Linked DNA regions of Homo sapiens: regions 2, 3 and 4 are each linked to region 1. The links are chromatin contacts, found by Hi-C or POLR2A ChIA-PET in ENCODE. All regions are on one chromosome and are shown on one strand. The core of a region is the stretch at or near the end of the contact, and the rest is flanking DNA. Distances in the headings are between cores, read along the strand shown. Region 1 overlaps FIGNL2 (fidgetin like 2). Region 2 holds the start of DAZAP2 (DAZ associated protein 2). Region 3 holds the start of SLC11A2 (solute carrier family 11 member 2). Region 4 holds the start of POU6F1 (POU class 6 homeobox 1).

Region 1 (4,004 bases), core at 1,460-3,959:
CGACTGTTGCTGGGTGTGCCATGGGCCTCTTAGTCTTTGAGATATTTTATCAGGCTGGCCCACAGGAGCCCTGTGCCTGGGTAGAACCATTCCCCAAGCCCCAGATCCCCTTACCAGAGTGTTTGGCTCACGCTGGGAGGTGCTAAGGGGGTGTCAGGAACAGCCAAGGAACATCTCCGCTGTGTTTACAGCATGGATGGCAAGAAGGACGTTGTTTATTACATCTCACAGGTCTGCTTCCTGAGGACCACGAAAAAAAGTTCTATGATCTCTAAGACAGGAACATTTTTGCTTTGAGTAATGGTGTTTTTTTACTTTGCAGTGAGTCTGATGACCTCTCCCTATTTGGCTACTGGGAAGCTCAGAGACAAATCTGTGGTCCACATCCTATGATGTGCATTGTTGTATATTAACTTTCCGCGGTCTTCTCCAGCATATGACCTATTTATTCTACATATTTTTGTATTGTGGTGAGACCTATTGGGAATAAAGCAGGTGGCAGCACCTGCCCCAGGCATACAGCCATTACATGCAGCTGGGTCTGGAATCCAGGTGCTCTGACTTCATCAGGCAGAAGCCAAAACCAAGTGGGAAGGAAATGAATGCTCTGGGTCAGCCACTGAGGTTTCCCATGGATAAGGCAGTCCCATACACGCCAGCATCTCTGACCTCAGGCCCACACGGGGCCTTGGAATCTCAGAATCTCAGGAAGGGCTGAGGTGAACAGAGCATTTAGGAATAACAAACTTCTGGGTCACTAGGCCAGGGACTCTGGGCAGGCCTCATACAACTCTTTACATAACCCTGGTGCCTCTGTAGTGGCCAGCACACGGTAGGTGACAAACATCTCTTACTGAGCGAGCTTCACTTGAGTTTGACTATTCCGAGGGCTGGGATGTCCCGCCCATTGTCCGATCCTTCATAGAAAGTAAGGATCACGTGTCCTGCAAAGGACATGGCTGGAGTGGCCAGGACAAAAATAATAACCATTGCCTACAAGGTGAAGTTAGGGCCAACCACATCATTTCCAGACCCCTTTGGGCGCTGAGGAAAATATTTTCAGACAACTTTAATCCTGGGACATAAGAAGTGTATTTGGTGCCTGGAGGGAGGGCCCCAAGAGAGTGGGGCGGTAGGTGGTGGATGCCGGAAGCCCAGCCTGTCCAAGCCGCAGTCTAGGCGGACTGGCCTATGGCTAGCAGTGGCCCACTGGGTCCTCGGTGGCTAGACCTCACCAGACCTCCTGTCTCTTGCCCGCAGCTCTGTTGAAGATGCACTGGACACCAGAACACGCCCAGCCCCTCAACCAGTGGCCAGAGCAGCACCTGGACGTCTCCTCCACCACCCCGTCGCCGGCCCACAAGTTGGAGTTGCCCCCTGGGGGTCGCCAACGCTGCCACTACGCTTGGGCACACGACGACATCTCAGCCCTCACTGCCTCCAACCTCCTAAAGCGCTATGCAGAGAAGTACTCTGGGGTCTTGGATTCTCCCTACGAGCGTCCGGCCCTGGGCGGGTACAGCGACGCCTCCTTCCTCAACGGCGCCAAAGGGGATCCCGAGCCCTGGCCAGGGCCGGAGCCACCCTACCCCTTGGCCTCACTCCACGAAGGCCTCCCAGGAACCAAATCGGGCGGTGGCGGCGGTTCCGGGGCCCTGGGGGGCTCCCCAGTTTTAGCCGGGAACCTCCCTGAACCCCTCTACGCCGGCAATGCGTGCGGGGGCCCATCGGCGGCGCCCGAGTACGCGGCCGGCTACGGCGGGGGGTACCTGGCGCCGGGTTACTGCGCGCAGACGGGCGCCGCGCTGCCCCCGCCGCCCCCGGCCGCGCTCCTGCAGCCCCCACCGCCTCCGGGGTACGGGCCCTCAGCGCCGCTGTACAACTATCCCGCAGGGGGCTACGCAGCGCAGCCCGGCTATGGCGCGCTCCCGCCGCCCCCAGGCCCACCCCCGGCCCCCTACCTGACCCCGGGCCTGCCCGCGCCCACGCCCCTGCCCGCGCCGGCACCGCCCACCGCCTATGGCTTCCCCACGGCCGCGCCGGGTGCCGAATCCGGGCTGTCGCTGAAGCGCAAGGCCGCCGACGAGGGGCCCGAGGGCCGCTACCGCAAGTACGCGTACGAGCCCGCCAAGGCCCCCGTGGCTGACGGAGCCTCCTACCCCGCCGCGGACAACGGCGAATGTCGGGGCAACGGGTTCCGGGCCAAGCCGCCAGGAGCCGCGGAGGAGGCGTCGGGCAAGTACGGTGGCGGCGTCCCCCTCAAGGTCCTGGGCTCCCCCGTCTACGGCCCGCAACTGGAGCCCTTTGAAAAGTTCCCGGAGCGGGCCCCGGCTCCTCGTGGGGGGTTCGCCGTGCCGTCGGGGGAGACTCCCAAAGGCGTGGACCCTGGGGCCCTGGAGCTGGTGACGAGCAAGATGGTGGACTGCGGGCCCCCGGTGCAGTGGGCGGATGTGGCGGGCCAGGGCGCGCTCAAGGCGGCGCTGGAGGAGGAGCTGGTGTGGCCCCTGCTCAGGCCGCCCGCCTACCCGGGCAGCCTGCGCCCGCCGCGGACCGTCCTGCTCTTTGGGCCGCGGGGCGCGGGCAAAGCGCTGCTGGGCCGCTGCCTCGCCACGCAGCTGGGCGCCACGCTGTTGCGCCTGCGCGGCGCGACCCTGGCTGCGCCCGGCGCCGCCGAGGGCGCGCGCCTCCTCCAGGCCGCCTTCGCGGCCGCGCGCTGCCGCCCACCCTCCGTACTCCTCATCAGCGAGCTAGAGGCGCTGCTCCCCGCCCGGGACGACGGCGCGGCGGCAGGGGGCGCGCTGCAGGTGCCGCTCCTGGCCTGCCTGGACGGGGGCTGCGGCGCGGGGGCTGACGGCGTGCTGGTTGTGGGCACCACCTCGCGGCCCGCGGCTCTGGACGAGGCGACCCGCCGGCGCTTCTCTCTCCGCTTCTACGTGGCGCTGCCCGACAGCCCGGCCCGCGGGCAGATCCTGCAGCGGGCGCTGGCCCAGCAGGGCTGCGCGCTCAGTGAGCGGGAACTGGCGGCGCTGGTGCAGGGCACGCAGGGCTTCTCTGGGGGCGAGCTGGGGCAGCTGTGCCAGCAGGCGGCGGCCGGGGCGGGCCTCCCGGGGCTGCAGCGCCCCCTCTCCTACAAGGACCTGGAGGCGGCGCTGGCCAAGGTGGGCCCTAGGGCCTCTGCCAAGGAACTGGACTCGTTCGTGGAGTGGGACAAAATGTACGGCTCCGGACACTGACGGCGCGCGGGGGAGGCCGCGGGAGCCGCAGTCCCTCCGTCCCCGCCGCCTCCGCGTGGGAGGGATGTCACTGACTAAACCCGGCTGGCAGGGGCTGGAGTGGTGAATGTGGGATCGGGGACAGGAGGGGTCTGCCGGTGGATATTTTTTTTTTCGTGGGAAGGAAAATGCTTCTGCCAGGCAGATGCCATATGCGCCGTGTACTCAGGTTTTTCCTATTTATTGTGGACTGGAAGCTCGCCATCTCCGCCCGGCAGACCGGGCAGATCCGGCATGGGCTGGCACCCGGGGCCTTAAGAACTCCTGCTCTCTTGCCACAACGCTTTTGTCTCCTCGCTATCTGAATGGCACCCTCCTTCTCCCTCACTCTCTCCATCCCATTCTCTGCATTCTCTTGGTTTTCTCTCCCTTTTGCTTTGTCGCTGACACCCCTGCCCACCCCATGCTGGCCCTGTTTCTCTCCTGCCCCTCCCTCCCCAGCTCTCCATCCCTCACCCTCTGTGCTTCTGTCTCCATCCCTGGCTCTCCAGCGTCCCTGGCCTTTTGGTCCCTGAGCTTTAATGCCTTTCCCTGCCTTCTGTTCTTATTTGGACTGCAGTGGCCCTTTGCAGGAGCTCTGGAGGCCCAGGGGCTGAGGAGGAGGGTTACCCCTCTACCCATCTGAAACCTAGGGTCTAGGGGGATCAAGGAAAAAAAGTCCCCAAAGAAGGGGAATTTTTTGTTTGTTTTTGAGGGGAGATCCCAGAAATGTAGCTTGTTTCATATTTTAGT
Region 2 (4,187 bases), core at 1,181-3,680, 580 kb after region 1:
TCTGCCTGAGTATTGGATGTCAGTAGTTGTACCAACACTGGCAACTATCATCCAGAAATGGTAAGAGAATGAATATGAAGTCATTTCAGAAAGTTAAAATACACAAGGGCTGAGTTTCTTCTGATGAGGTCATACTCACAGGAATGTTGCCAGCAGTAGCCCCAGCTCCAAATCTGGCACCTGCATCATACCCTCCTTCCACCAGCACTGTGGAGCCAGGTGGATAGATGGGACCGACTGGATAATAAGCCATGGGGATTGTGGAACCTAAAGGCCCAACAGCCACAGACTGGGCCATGGGAAGATACAGAGAGGCTCCAGGAAATGCGGCTGACATGGTGGGGACTGTGGCAGCCCCTGGGTGCACAAAGCTCGGACGATAGAGCTAGAAGAGGCAGAAGAGAAGGCAAAATGTTACTTTATGACATTCCTATTTGAGATCTCTTTAATGAGCTAATTCTTAATTCTCCTTATGCAGGTTATACTTTTTGTAAGATTATACAAGTTGCCTTTCCACTGGCCTTCAATATTCTCCTGGATCACTTTCTGCTATAGCTAATGTTGGGCTCACAGAACGCAAATTCATCTTCTGCACCTTAGCCTGTGCCAAATAACACAAAATCATCAAATAATGCACTTTCAACTCCGACAAAAATTGCCAAATTATATAGTGTTTTAGATTATTCATGTTAGCATTTGTGAAGAGTAAATATGTGAAGTCAGATTTAGCTAAGGACTAAAGGACCACCCTAAGAGTATTCCCAGCTAGTTCAAATCTGGCAAACTGGAAGCACCTCTGAGTAGGCAGGTGGAGCATCGGTATAGGGTGGAGCCTGAGGAAGATGCAAGGTCTGAGGGTATACTGGATTCCCAGGAGGCTGCACAGGGTAGGTTGGCTGTGTTGGATATTGACCTGAAAGACAAGAAAAAAATGAAGGTTGCCTACTACACAGAGCTACCAAAATGAGGCAGGTCATATCGGGTAGCTAACTTAGTGGGAGCAAGCAGAAGGGGATTTGCAAATAGTCTGCCCCAGAGGGCCTGATTCCTGGAACTAAGAAAATATGCATTGTCTTTGCACCCTTAAAATGGAAGGTGCTGGATTCTAACGAGACAAGAAAGGCACTGCTCACTGCTCCTACTAACATACCGAAGTAAGGGGTTAAGTCTACCTGGGCCCAAGTTCCCTCCGGAATGCAGGACAGGTCTGGGGTTCTGGCCTGCTGCTGTTCTGGCTTATCAAGGGTGCCTCTGCTCTAGGTAGTCTCCACAGCCTGTCTACAACCAGCCCAGACTTCGTGGGTAACAGCAGTTCTGATTTTCCTTACAGATTACTATTCAAGGTCGACTTCCAAACAAAGGGTGTGAATGATGGAAGTGAACCGTGAGACTGGGAAAAGGGTGCAGGGCTGAGGGGTGAGGAGGAATATCCTCACTGGAAAAGCGGGGGATCAGGTTTGGTTTTTTGTTTGTTCTGAGACGGAGTCTCGCTCTTTTGCCCAGGCTGGAGTGCAGTGGCGCGATCTCGGCTCACTGCAACCTCCGTCTCCTGGGTTCAAGCAATTCTCCTACCCCAGCCTCCCGAGTAGCTGGGATTACAGGCGCCCGCCACCACGCCCAGCTGATTTTTGTATTTTTTAATAGAGACGGGGTTTCACCACGTTGGCCAGGCTGGTCTCGAACTCTTGACCTCAGGTGATCCGCCCGCCTCGACCTCCCAAACTGCTGGGATTACAGGCGTGAGCAACCTCGCTCGGCCTTTTTTTTTTTTTTTTTTCTATTCCTTTTTTACCCCCTCAACCTATTCCTGCGTTATGGGAATCATGTTCCGACAGACACACTGGTACAACCACAGAAAAGGGGAGAAGTTCTGATCCCGTCAGCGAAGGGCGAGGGGGTGCGAAGGGAAGGAAAAGAGACCTCACAGGCCCCGGCCCACGAACCAACTCCAGCAATTCAGTAGTTAAGTTCGGCCCCGCTGGGGGTTCCGGAGCGCGGCGCCCCGCCTCCGCCGGCTCTCCATTGGCCTACGCGAATGCCTGCGCTAGCGCTCTATTTGCTCCTGCGGATGCCCATCATGTCAAGCCCCCCCACCACCCGAGCCCGCAGCTCCAAACTGCGCCACAGAGTTTACGGAGGAAAGGGCCTGGAGGCAGCAAGCTGCCGTAATTTGGGTATGACGAAGGCGTCAGGCGCAGCGCCCTGGACTGCAGCCGGCCAAGGAGCATGGCGCAGCCCACCCCAAACCTGGCGTTTGGTGACCCTGGGCTCCGAATCCGCTCGCTCTGGGCCAGCAGTACTCCCCCCGACGGCCTCTGCCACCCTCGGTCCTTGCCTTTGCTGTTCATGGTGGTTGCGGGTCCGGTTTGTCTCGGCGTCGCGGACGGTTATTTTTTTCGTCCTCTTCCTGTTCGGAGCTACTTCCGTGTCACATGATGGTCCGTCCGCCTAGCGTCACCCGACGCCCGAGTGGCGCTGCCGCCGGAAACTCCGCCCCTGCTCCGGGCCTCCAGTCGGCCGCGGGAGGGTCCGCGCGGTCCCGCCCACTCGCCTTGGCCCCACCCCCTGCTCGTTTCTGTCCTCCCCCCCCCTACCGGTGTCCCTCAGCTGGAGAAAAACCAAATGCAGGTATTGTCTGGAAACAGGATCTTTTCTCTGTTGGACGCTCGGATGCAGAACGATGCAAGCATTCCCCGGAACCTTTTTCCACCTACACGCATTCACTCAAGGTCACCTCACCTTGGCAACCTTCCACGAGGGGCTTAGATTTCTGCAAATTTGTCGCACTGCCTGAAATCGGCTCCCCACACCTTAGTTTATCATGCGTCCCTCCCCACCAAGCCCAACTTAAGCTTCAGCTCTGTTAAAATTTATTTTGCCACTCCAGCTCACATGTATCCTTTCCTGAATGAGACCTGCACTGGAATCTTCGCTGCCCTGTCTTCCCCAGGACAGTCGTTGCCTTTCTCACGTACAGGAAGGGGTTATGTTTTCCGTGCTGTACGCAACACCTGGCACTGAAACTGACATAACTGCACTACCCATGGAGTGTTTGTGGCCCTTTCCTTTTTTTAGCACCTGTTGCAGGTGACCTGTATGGTACCTCTATTTTTCTCTATGTATGGCTTCTCTTTCTAACCTAATTATCCTTAAGGGCAAAGATGGCATCCTTTAGGGCAGCGATTAAGTGTTTTCTTTTCTTTTTCTTTTTTTTTTGAGACGGAGTCTTGCTCGCTTGCCCAGGCTAGAGTGCAGTGGGGCGATCTCACCACAGCCTCCACCTCCCGGGTTCAGGCAATTCTCCTGCCTCAGCTTCCTGAGTAGCTGGGCCTACAGGCGTGCGCCACCATTCCTGGCTAATTTTTGTATTTTTAGTAGAGACGGGGTTTCACTATGTTGGCCAGGCTGGTTTTCTTTCTTTCTAAAAAAAGTTTTAATTTTTTCTTTTCTTTTTTTTTTTTTTTTTTTTTTTGAGATGGAGTCTTGCTCTGTCGCCCAGGCTGGAGTGCAGTGGCATGATCTCGGTTCACTGCAACCTCCGCCTCCTGGGTTCAAGCAATTCTCCTGCCTCAGCCTCCCGAATAGCTGGGATTACAGGTGCCCGCCACCACGACCGGCAAATTTTGTATTTTTTAGTAGAGACGGGGTTTCACCATGTTGGCCAGGCTGGTCTCGAACTCCTGACCTCAGGTGATCCACCTGCCTCGGCCTCCCAAGGTTCTGGGATTACAGGCATAAGCCACTGCGCCGAGCCTTATTTTTATTTATTTATTTATTTATTTATTTATTTATTTATTTATTTATTTATTTTTGAGACAGAGGCTTGGTCTGTCGCCAGGCTGGAGTGCAGTGGCGCAATCTCAGCTCACTGCAACCTCCGCCTCCAGGGTTCTAAGCGATTCTCCTGCCTCAGCCTCCCGACTAGCTGGGATTACAGGCACGTGCTATTCATTTTTTAATACAGAGATGGGGTCTCCCTGTGTTGGCCAGGCTGGTCTTGAATTTCCAGCCTCAAGCGATCTTGCCACCTCCATTGTCCAATGATTAAAGGGTTAACTCTTAGGACCCAGGAACTCTCCTGGGCCTACCTCCTGCTCATGTAAACTGCCCTCAGATTGGTCAGGCCTACTTTACAGGTTGTTGGGTATTTTGCTTGTCACAGTGGGACCTGGGCATTGGGAAAACCA
Region 3 (3,651 bases), core at 862-3,361, 790 kb after region 1:
TTAGAATAAAATTTTTGAACTCAATAAATTGTTAATTAATATCTAGGAGTGGCAGATATATAATGCTTCTCTTTTCACGACAGGTCAAAGATGAAATCTGATTAGGCTTTGGAGGGCGTGGTTTGCCTCTTGAAATTCCTTGCTCGTCTTTAGAAAGCTGTGTTGCTTAGAGCACCCAAAAGTGCCCTTTATCTAACTGAGGGAGGCGCACTTGTCTTCATATATAGAGGCAGGAGCTGGCATTGGGAAAGTCAAACTAGTTCTGCACCATGAGGAAGAAGCAGCTGAAGACGGAGGCAGCTCCACACTGTGAACTAAGTAAGTAGCCCAGGGAAGCTGCCCAGCTGAGCAGACCTGAAAGGGTGACAAGTACAGCTCTAGCAATTTTATTTTCTAGTTATAATAGAAGTTGCCAAAGGAAAGGTTCCGATCTGGAGGAACTTCATCAAACCTTTCTGAAACTCCACAGATGTACTGTAGCGAGAATCTCAGAACTAATTTGTGCATTTTCTTTTTTCTCCAGGAGAAATTCTGTATGAAAACCAACCTGCTCCAGGAAGCCAAGCCCCCCCCCCCCACTTTTTTTTGGTCCCCGAGTTTGTTTTTACTTCGCACTTTATTTGGATTTTTCTCTTTGCAGTTCACGCTCCTTTCCTCATTTCTTGGTCTCTCTTACTAATGAAATTTTCTCCTAGCTGTTTTTACGTGAATAAAGAAGCTCAATTACCTTTAATGCTGTAAGCAGTGCGAGGGGTCGGGGAGTGAGGGTGGCGGGAGGATCTAATGTTTTTGGTGGCTGTAAACGACATTGCAGAAAATTACGGTAATTTGTTAGGCCATTTATTCCCTCTTCACCAGTTTGGCAGTCTCATCTTCAGAGCAAAAGATACGGTGTGAGGCTGAAACTGGCGATAGAGTGGGATTGCTTTTGGGTAGGTAGGATGAAGTCTGGGGAGAATCGAGTCAGCTGGGCGAGGAGGAAAACAATTCACTACGGAGGCTTGGGAGGACACCTAAGGCGGTCAAACTGGCTGCACTAGCTGATGTTTCTCGGTTCCTCCCAGGTGTGGGGTGCTCTTGGTGGGGCAGCAGATACTATGATGTGGCTCTGGGGGCGCGAGGAAATGTTCCTTCCAGGTGGCTATCCTTTTTTTTTGAGACAGGGTTTTGCTCTGCCACCCAGGCTGGAGTGCAGTGGCACGATCTTGTCTCACCGCAGCCTCCACCTCCCAGGCCCAAGTGATTCTCCCACCTCAGCCCCCGAGTAGCTGGGACCACAGGCGGGCGCCGTGATGCCTGGCTAATTTTTTTTTTTTTTTAGACGGAGTTTTCGCTCTTGTTTCCAAGGCTGGAGTGCAATGGCGCGATCTCGGCTCACTGCACCTCCGCCTCCCGGGTTCAAGCGATTCTCTTGCCTCAGCCTCCCGAGTAGCTGGGATTACAGGCATGCGCCACCACGCCCGGCTAATTTTGTATTTTTAGTAAAGACGGGGTTTCTCCATGTTGGTCAGGCTGGTCTCAAACTCCCGATCTCAGGTGATTCGCCCGCCTGGGCCCTCCAAAGTGCTGGGAGTACAGGCGTGAGCCACCGCGCCCGGCCTTTGCTTGGCTAATTTTAAAATTTTTTGTAGAGACCGGGTCTCACTATGTTGCCCAGGCTGGTATCGAACTCCTGGACTCAAGTGATCCTCCCGCCTCGGTCTCCCAAAGTGCTGGGCATTACAAGTGTGAGCCTCCGCGCCTGGCCTGGCTACCCTTTACAGGATAGAGCTATACCTCGTAGCTTGATTGTCAGTACCTAACGTGGCGCCACGGCGAACTAGGGCAGGAATCTTATCTGTCCCCAGACTGCTAGCGGACTGGAGCTCCCCAGTCCAGGGGCTGTGTGGGTCTGGCCAACGCAAGCAGCAACTAGGCAGCATGCAGCTCCCGCCGGGTGCCCCAGGGGCCGCCGCGTGCCCCAGGGGCCGCCGCATCCAGACTCCGCGTGGGCGGAGCCTAGGTCCCTGGTCTGCGGGCCACGCATCCCGGCCGCTGCAGGGACTCCAGCCAATAGGGATGTGCGGCTGCCGTCCTGTCGACCAATCGCGGGGAGGGGAGGGCGTTAGCCAGCGTGGCGCTGGCTCCCGGAATATGGAGCCCTGGGCGCGGGGGCGGCGTGTCAGGTGGTTGCGGAGCTGGTAAGGTGAGGGGAAGGCAAGGTCAGGGGTCACGGCATTCCGCTCGCTGGCAGGGAGGGGCGCGGGGCGGCTCGAGGGCCTGTGTCGGGGGTCAGGCTCCGGGGCTAGGATGCGACACCGGCTCGCCGTGCGGGGCTGTGAGGGGAGGTGTGGCCAGGGAGGGCCTCAGGCCCAGAGTCCAGGACTGATGGAGTCGCGCCATTCAGAGAAAGACCCAAAGATGGGGGCAGGGAGGGAACGCCGGAGGTCGCGGGGGTCTCGCCCCTTCCCCGCCGCGGCCTAGGACACATGGCCCAGCTCCCAGCTGCACCGGATGGCGCGCCCGGCCTGTGTCGGGGTGCGCTGACCTGCTTCGACGCCTCGAAAGAGGCCGACGGGCACAGGGCAAGGTCTTTCGTGGCCTCTTCGTCGGCGCCGCAGGGGGCCGGGCTGCTCTCCGGGGCCTCCCGCCGCCCCGCTTCAACAAAAGACTCATTATAACCTAACCGACTTCAGGGAGCGCCTTCTGTGTGAATAGCCTGCATACGCGGCTCAGTAATTGTGGGTAGATTGGTTTTAAGGCTGTTTGTGTAGCTCTCAGGGACCCTCTGGATTCCAGGCTCCAATGAGCAGGGTTTTTCTACAGGGGGATATTGCACATATGTAAGTGGGCTGGATGGCTCTCCCAGCTGTGCGTTTCATGTGTCCCCACTTTTAAAGCTACCGCTTAAATGTGACATCTCTTGCAAAAGCAAAAATTATATGGAAGGAGAGTTTGCAAGGGGAGATAGGCTTCTAAAAACTTGCTGGCCTCAATTTTAGTGACTGTTGGTGAAAAATGGAGAAGCTATGTTTACACTGACTTCTGGAACCCGAAGCCCCACCAGTTCGCATGATTTCTTGGCTTTGTAAATCTTTGAGCATGTTGTTTGCCTCTTTCTTCTTTTGTTCCACGTACTTAAAATGGGGATTGATAATATCAGTCTTACAGGGTTGTTGGTATGAAATTAGTTAATAAACAACAAAGTACTTAGAACTCTTGATGTGGAGGAGTTTTTGTTGTTGTTACCTTCTTTCCCCTTAACACTTCTAAAGAATTCTAACCTTATTACTTATTCTTTGCTCAGAGTCTCATGACTTATCACCAGTGAACCCGCCGGCCTATACTTTCCATTGACATCATTAACTTTGATCTGAGGGTATAGTGTAGTTATATGTGACTAGAGGATTTCTGCTGCGTGTTTGTTTTATTAAATACGGTTGGAAACTATCATTATACTAGGTCATTTATTGTGATACCTGTGTTGGGTAAATGAAACCTGAAACCTTCGGCTGTTTATTTTTTCATTGGACAGTATTTCATTGACAGTCTTGCTTGGCCTACTCAGTTTATTTTGGAGCCAGTACTAAAAAGGCCATGATTGCAGCATACTTGGTTTCTCATGTTTCCGGAATGGCAGTGGGACTCGGGAGGGGAATTTCTGGGTAGCCT
Region 4 (4,060 bases), core at 1,330-3,829, 600 kb after region 1:
GCTGAGATCACACCATTGCACTCCAGCCTGGGCGACAGAGCGAGACTCCATCTCGAAAAAAAAAAGAAAAAAAAAATTAGCTGGGCGTGATGGCACGCACCTGCAGTCCCAGCTACTTGGGAGGCTGAGGCAGGAGAACCACTTGAACCCGAGAGGCGGAGGTTGCAGTGAGCCGAGATCACACCACTGCACTCCAGCCTGGGCGACAGAGCAAGACTCCGTCTCAAAAAAAAAAATTTTGTTGAGTGACAGAAGCCAAACACAAAAGATTGCATATTGTCTGATTCCATTTATGAGAAGTTCAAGAATCAGCTCAAGTAATCAATCTATGGTGACAGAAATCAGAATAATGGTTACTTTGGGAATTTATGGCCGGTGAAGGTACATAAGGGAATCCTCAGGTCTTGGAAAGGCTCTATATCTTGTTTTGGGTGGGGATTACATGGATATATATATGTGTGTGAGTATATACATGTATATATAGACATGTATATATGTATACACGTATCTATACACGTGTATATATGTATACACACACACGTACATATGTATACACACACATACACGTACATATGTACACACACATATACACGTACATATGTATACACACATATACACGTACATATGTATACACACATATACACGTACATATGTATACACACATACACGTACATATGTATACACACACATACACGTACATATGTATACACACACATACATACACGTACATATGTATACACACATACATACACGTACATATGTATACACACATACATACACGTACATATGTATATACATGTAAAAATTTATCAAGGTATACACATACTGTGTACATGTTATGCCCCAATAAACACAGAAACAAAAAGTAATATATGCTCATCAAATATTTAAGCAATGCAGAAGTGTATACAACATAAAGAAAACCGTGATTAACATTTTTATGTATGTCTCCCTGAACTCCTCTGATCACATCCATATTTCTTTCTTCAAACTGTCGCTGATATCCATGCTATCCAAAGCCTTTGATCTATGTGTAGCACCAAACCAAGTGACATAAATGAAAAGTTTCAACCTTCATGTGACAAAGTTCAGCAGCAATACTGAGCCCCTCCTTCACATAAAGAGTAGTGGGAAATACAAACATGAGTAAGTCACAACCAGTGCTCTCAAAGAATTCACAGTCCAGGGAGAGAAACTACAGGGACTACCGGCCAAACAAAAACCCCAAGAACTGTAATATCAAGCCACGCAGTAGAGTTTCACAGGGCCATTAAAACGAGTTCAAACTATTGTACAAGGAATGACACCTTACAGTTGTATAGAGCTTGCAGCTTTCAGTTTTTTCACATACAGGCTCACAAACTTAACCCTATGAAGTAGTCATTATAAATGTCATTATAAATATTATCCTTGTTTTATAAGTAATGAAGAAGTTAAATTACTTGCCTGGACGGCTAGTGGAAGAGTTGGGACTAAAACCTAAGTATTCTGACTCCTAATACATTGGTTACTCATAAATCCGCCGCCAGCAGTACCTGCTCACTTCCAGATGGAAACAGCAAGCTGATAACAGCCTAGTCCACTGGCCAGGTTAACGACGAGGCCGGGCCATTCAATGCCCTTCCACCACGAGGCCTTACGGAGCAGTCCCGGGGAGGACTGAGGCCTCCAACTGCATTCTCACACTGCCTCTAACCCATCTACCTCTAGCTATCCTCAGACCACCAAATATCGGGAGAGGGTGGGAGGGGGAACAGCCTAGGATGACAGCAGGTGGCCTCAGTATTGGGATCCACATTCACTGGATTTACAGAGCCTCCTTCCTTCCCAGTTCTTCTCTCCATTCCCACGCTTCCACTTTGGTCTTCCAACTTTTTCCTCTTTCAGTTGTCCACCACTTCTCCAATCTGCTTTCCCTCAGCCACCCACATCCACCCCTTTTCTGGTCCCCTCTCTACCTTAAGAAGCTGCTAGAGGTTTTTCACCATTCCACTGAACTTTGTCTTTCTGTTCACATTTCCTTGTCTACTTGGACAAGAAGGCCGGAAATCTGCTTTTAGACAACACAGCCCACGGCCGCCACCGGGTGAGAGACCTGGGACCCTTCGCTGCTTTGGCGCTGGGGCACAGCTGTTCAGAGGTTCTCCACGTTGGCTGAGCGATGTCTGAGTTCCCCCGCCTTTCTAGGGAGGGAGGGATAGACATAAACTTGACTTTCAACATTGAGGACAGTTGACTACCTAGAGGAAAGGCGGTGGCCGGGAGTCACCGCCCCAACCCTCAGCTGAAGGCCATGTGGCATGGAGGGTCCGGACTCCAGCTCCTACTCTGGCACCTTCCGAAATGAAACCACCTCCGCGGCACCTCGGAGGGGCTGAGTAACCAGACCCACTGACCGTCCATCCCTGTCCCGGGAGAGAGCCTCCGGGACCTCCCGCTCGGCCAGGGCCAGAGGGTCCCCTCCCCACCCCCACCCCTCGCTCCTGGCTCCCGTGCTCCCCTCCCTTCCCTGACCGCCCTCCCAGCCCGCCGCCCCCGGCGGCTGGCGCGGGCGGTGCAGCATGCGGCAAAGCTCTTTGCATAAATTATGCTCATGACGCAGCAGCTAAAAAAATCCAAGTAGCAGAAGGAGGGAAAAAAGGGGGGGAGGGAAAAGGGGGGGGTCGTGGAAGGGGGAACGAAGAAAAATATATACCTGACCGCCCCCCCACCCGGCTTCCCCTTCCCGCTTCCCGGCCGTCCCCTCTCCGCCCGGCTTAGCCTGCGGAGCCCCCTTCGGCTCTGCCCAGCCCAGGCTGGGGGCCTGGGGGCGGCGGCGGGTCCCGACCAGCTCCCGGGCCGAGCCGAGCCCAGCCAAGCCGCACTGGCTTCTTTGTCTGCGGGCGGCGGCCGCCGTGGCCCCGGCCCCGGCCCCGGCCCCCTGGCCCGGGCTGTGAGATGAATCTCTAATCGGTGGCCGCCAGACACCCGCGGCGAAGGCGGCTCGGGCTCGGGCTCCGGTAAGTAGCGGGGTCCGGGGCGGGGAGGGGTTTGCACGGAGGGGGAGGGGGCCGGGCAGGGGAGGTTTCGGGTTTGGTTAATATGCAATGCCCGTAATTAGCATAATTTATATATTTATGATAAAGAGAAAAAAAGCCGCGGGGCCGGGGCGGCGGGATGCTGGGCCGGGGCGGCGGGGAGCTGCGGGAGCGGGACAGCGCGCGGTTGCCCAGCTGGGGCTAGACACCCGGGGGCCGCGCCCTCGCCCGCCCGCGGGCCGCTCTGGACCTGGAGCGGAGGGGGCGGCCGCCAGGTGGACCCGGTGGGGAACCCCGACCTGGCCCCTCCCCGTTTCTGCCCCTGGAGCCCTTGTGGGGTGCGGACCACAGGGGACGCTCTGTACACAGAACCAGTGGCGACCAGAAGCGGATCCTTGCCTCTCTGGAGAACACGGACGCCTGGGTTCCCGGCGGTTAGGGCCAGCTGGGGCGGCCAGGGTGACCTGTCACGGTTCTCCCGAATGAACAAACTCCGGGACGACCGGTGGGACCCGGGGGTAGGGACCCAGGCGTTGCTGGAAGGGTGGGTCAGTGATGGGAGGGCCACCTTCTAGCAGAGCATGAGCACTTCATAAATATTTAATATCGATATTATTATTAATAAATAGTCATAATAATGGGCCCGATGCAGGCTCCCTGGGCAGGCTCACCTGGCAAGGCCAAGGGAGCTCCCAGCATACCCTCTAACCTCCACTTTCGCGGCAGAATACCCCACTCAGCCCGACTGGAAGCCTAAAACCTTCACAGAATAGCCTCTGCGGCTGGGCAGGGGGAAATCAGAAGAGTTCGGGAAGCATTCCTGGGCCAAAGAAAAGAGGCTCTTTGCAGAGATTTTTAACCTCATCTGCCCTTCCCAAATTCCTTGTTCCAAAAGTAGAGGGCTGGTCTTCAATTGTTCATATACATGTGTCCCATGCCCCTTATTTAGCAATCTAAGGCAGCCACCATTGACTGGCAGAGGCCTTCTGAGGAATAATTCCATATATTCCATTTTCATTCAAGTCCTGGTCCTCAAAGTGATA

The links. Hi-C counts contacts between places; a loop is a spot of excess contacts on that map. ChIA-PET counts read pairs that join two places held with the same protein, here RNA polymerase II (POLR2A). Pooled maps may share reads with other maps.
Region 2: a pooled map shows a loop between it and region 1 (10-fold over the local background). The contact joins the promoter of DAZAP2 here to the enhancer-like site in region 1. A Hi-C loop is called at or near these places in 4 of 50 pooled maps. POLR2A ChIA-PET finds 5 or more read pairs at or near these places in 3 of 52 experiments (Caco-2, activated T-cell and naive thymus-derived CD8-positive, alpha-beta T cell).
Region 3: a pooled map shows a loop between it and region 1 (7-fold over the local background). The contact joins the promoter of SLC11A2 here to the enhancer-like site in region 1. A Hi-C loop is called at or near these places in 3 of 50 pooled maps. POLR2A ChIA-PET finds 5 or more read pairs at or near these places in 4 of 52 experiments (A549, CD8-positive, alpha-beta T cell, CD8-positive, alpha-beta memory T cell and 1 more).
Region 4: a loop to region 1 is called in a pooled map, with 2.7 times the contacts of the local background. The contact joins the promoter of POU6F1 here to the enhancer-like site in region 1. A Hi-C loop is called at or near these places in 1 of 50 pooled maps. POLR2A ChIA-PET finds 5 or more read pairs at or near these places in 3 of 52 experiments (A549, Caco-2 and naive thymus-derived CD4-positive, alpha-beta T cell).

Annotation. Positions count from the first base shown.
Region 1 is chr12:51,819,681-51,823,684 of GRCh38, reverse strand. It overlaps FIGNL2 (fidgetin like 2), which reads left to right. Exons shown (of 2, transcript NM_001384995.1): 2 at 1,261-4,004. The coding sequence starts at 1,272. The coding sequence ends at 3,233. Among named protein-coding and RNA genes, the nearest start is that of TMDD1, 6.8 kb to the right of the region's middle. RefSeq lists a silencer at 2,714-2,813. Within about 2 kb of position 2,709, at least 22 of the 41 ENCODE cell types and tissues checked have a DNase peak (open chromatin) inside an H3K27ac peak, as active enhancers do.
Region 2 is chr12:51,237,069-51,241,255 of GRCh38, reverse strand. DAZAP2 (DAZ associated protein 2) reads right to left here and starts at 2,430. Exons shown (of 4, transcript NM_014764.4): 1 at 2,336-2,430; 2 at 795-913; 3 at 140-385. The coding sequence starts at 2,348. RefSeq lists enhancers at 831-1,467, 2,184-2,433, 2,357-2,651, 2,743-3,380 and a silencer at 2,524-2,633.
Region 3 is chr12:51,024,844-51,028,494 of GRCh38, reverse strand. It overlaps SLC11A2 (solute carrier family 11 member 2), which reads left to right and starts at 2,111. Exons shown (of 16, transcript NM_000617.3): 1 at 2,111-2,185. RefSeq lists silencers at 1,731-2,450, 2,461-2,520 and enhancers at 1,926-2,537, 2,538-3,151.
Region 4 is chr12:51,216,581-51,220,640 of GRCh38, reverse strand. It overlaps POU6F1 (POU class 6 homeobox 1), which reads left to right and starts at 2,579. Exons shown (of 11, transcript NM_001330422.2): 1 at 2,579-2,999. RefSeq lists silencers at 119-298, 2,406-2,555, 2,756-2,915, 3,146-3,405 and an enhancer at 2,196-2,255.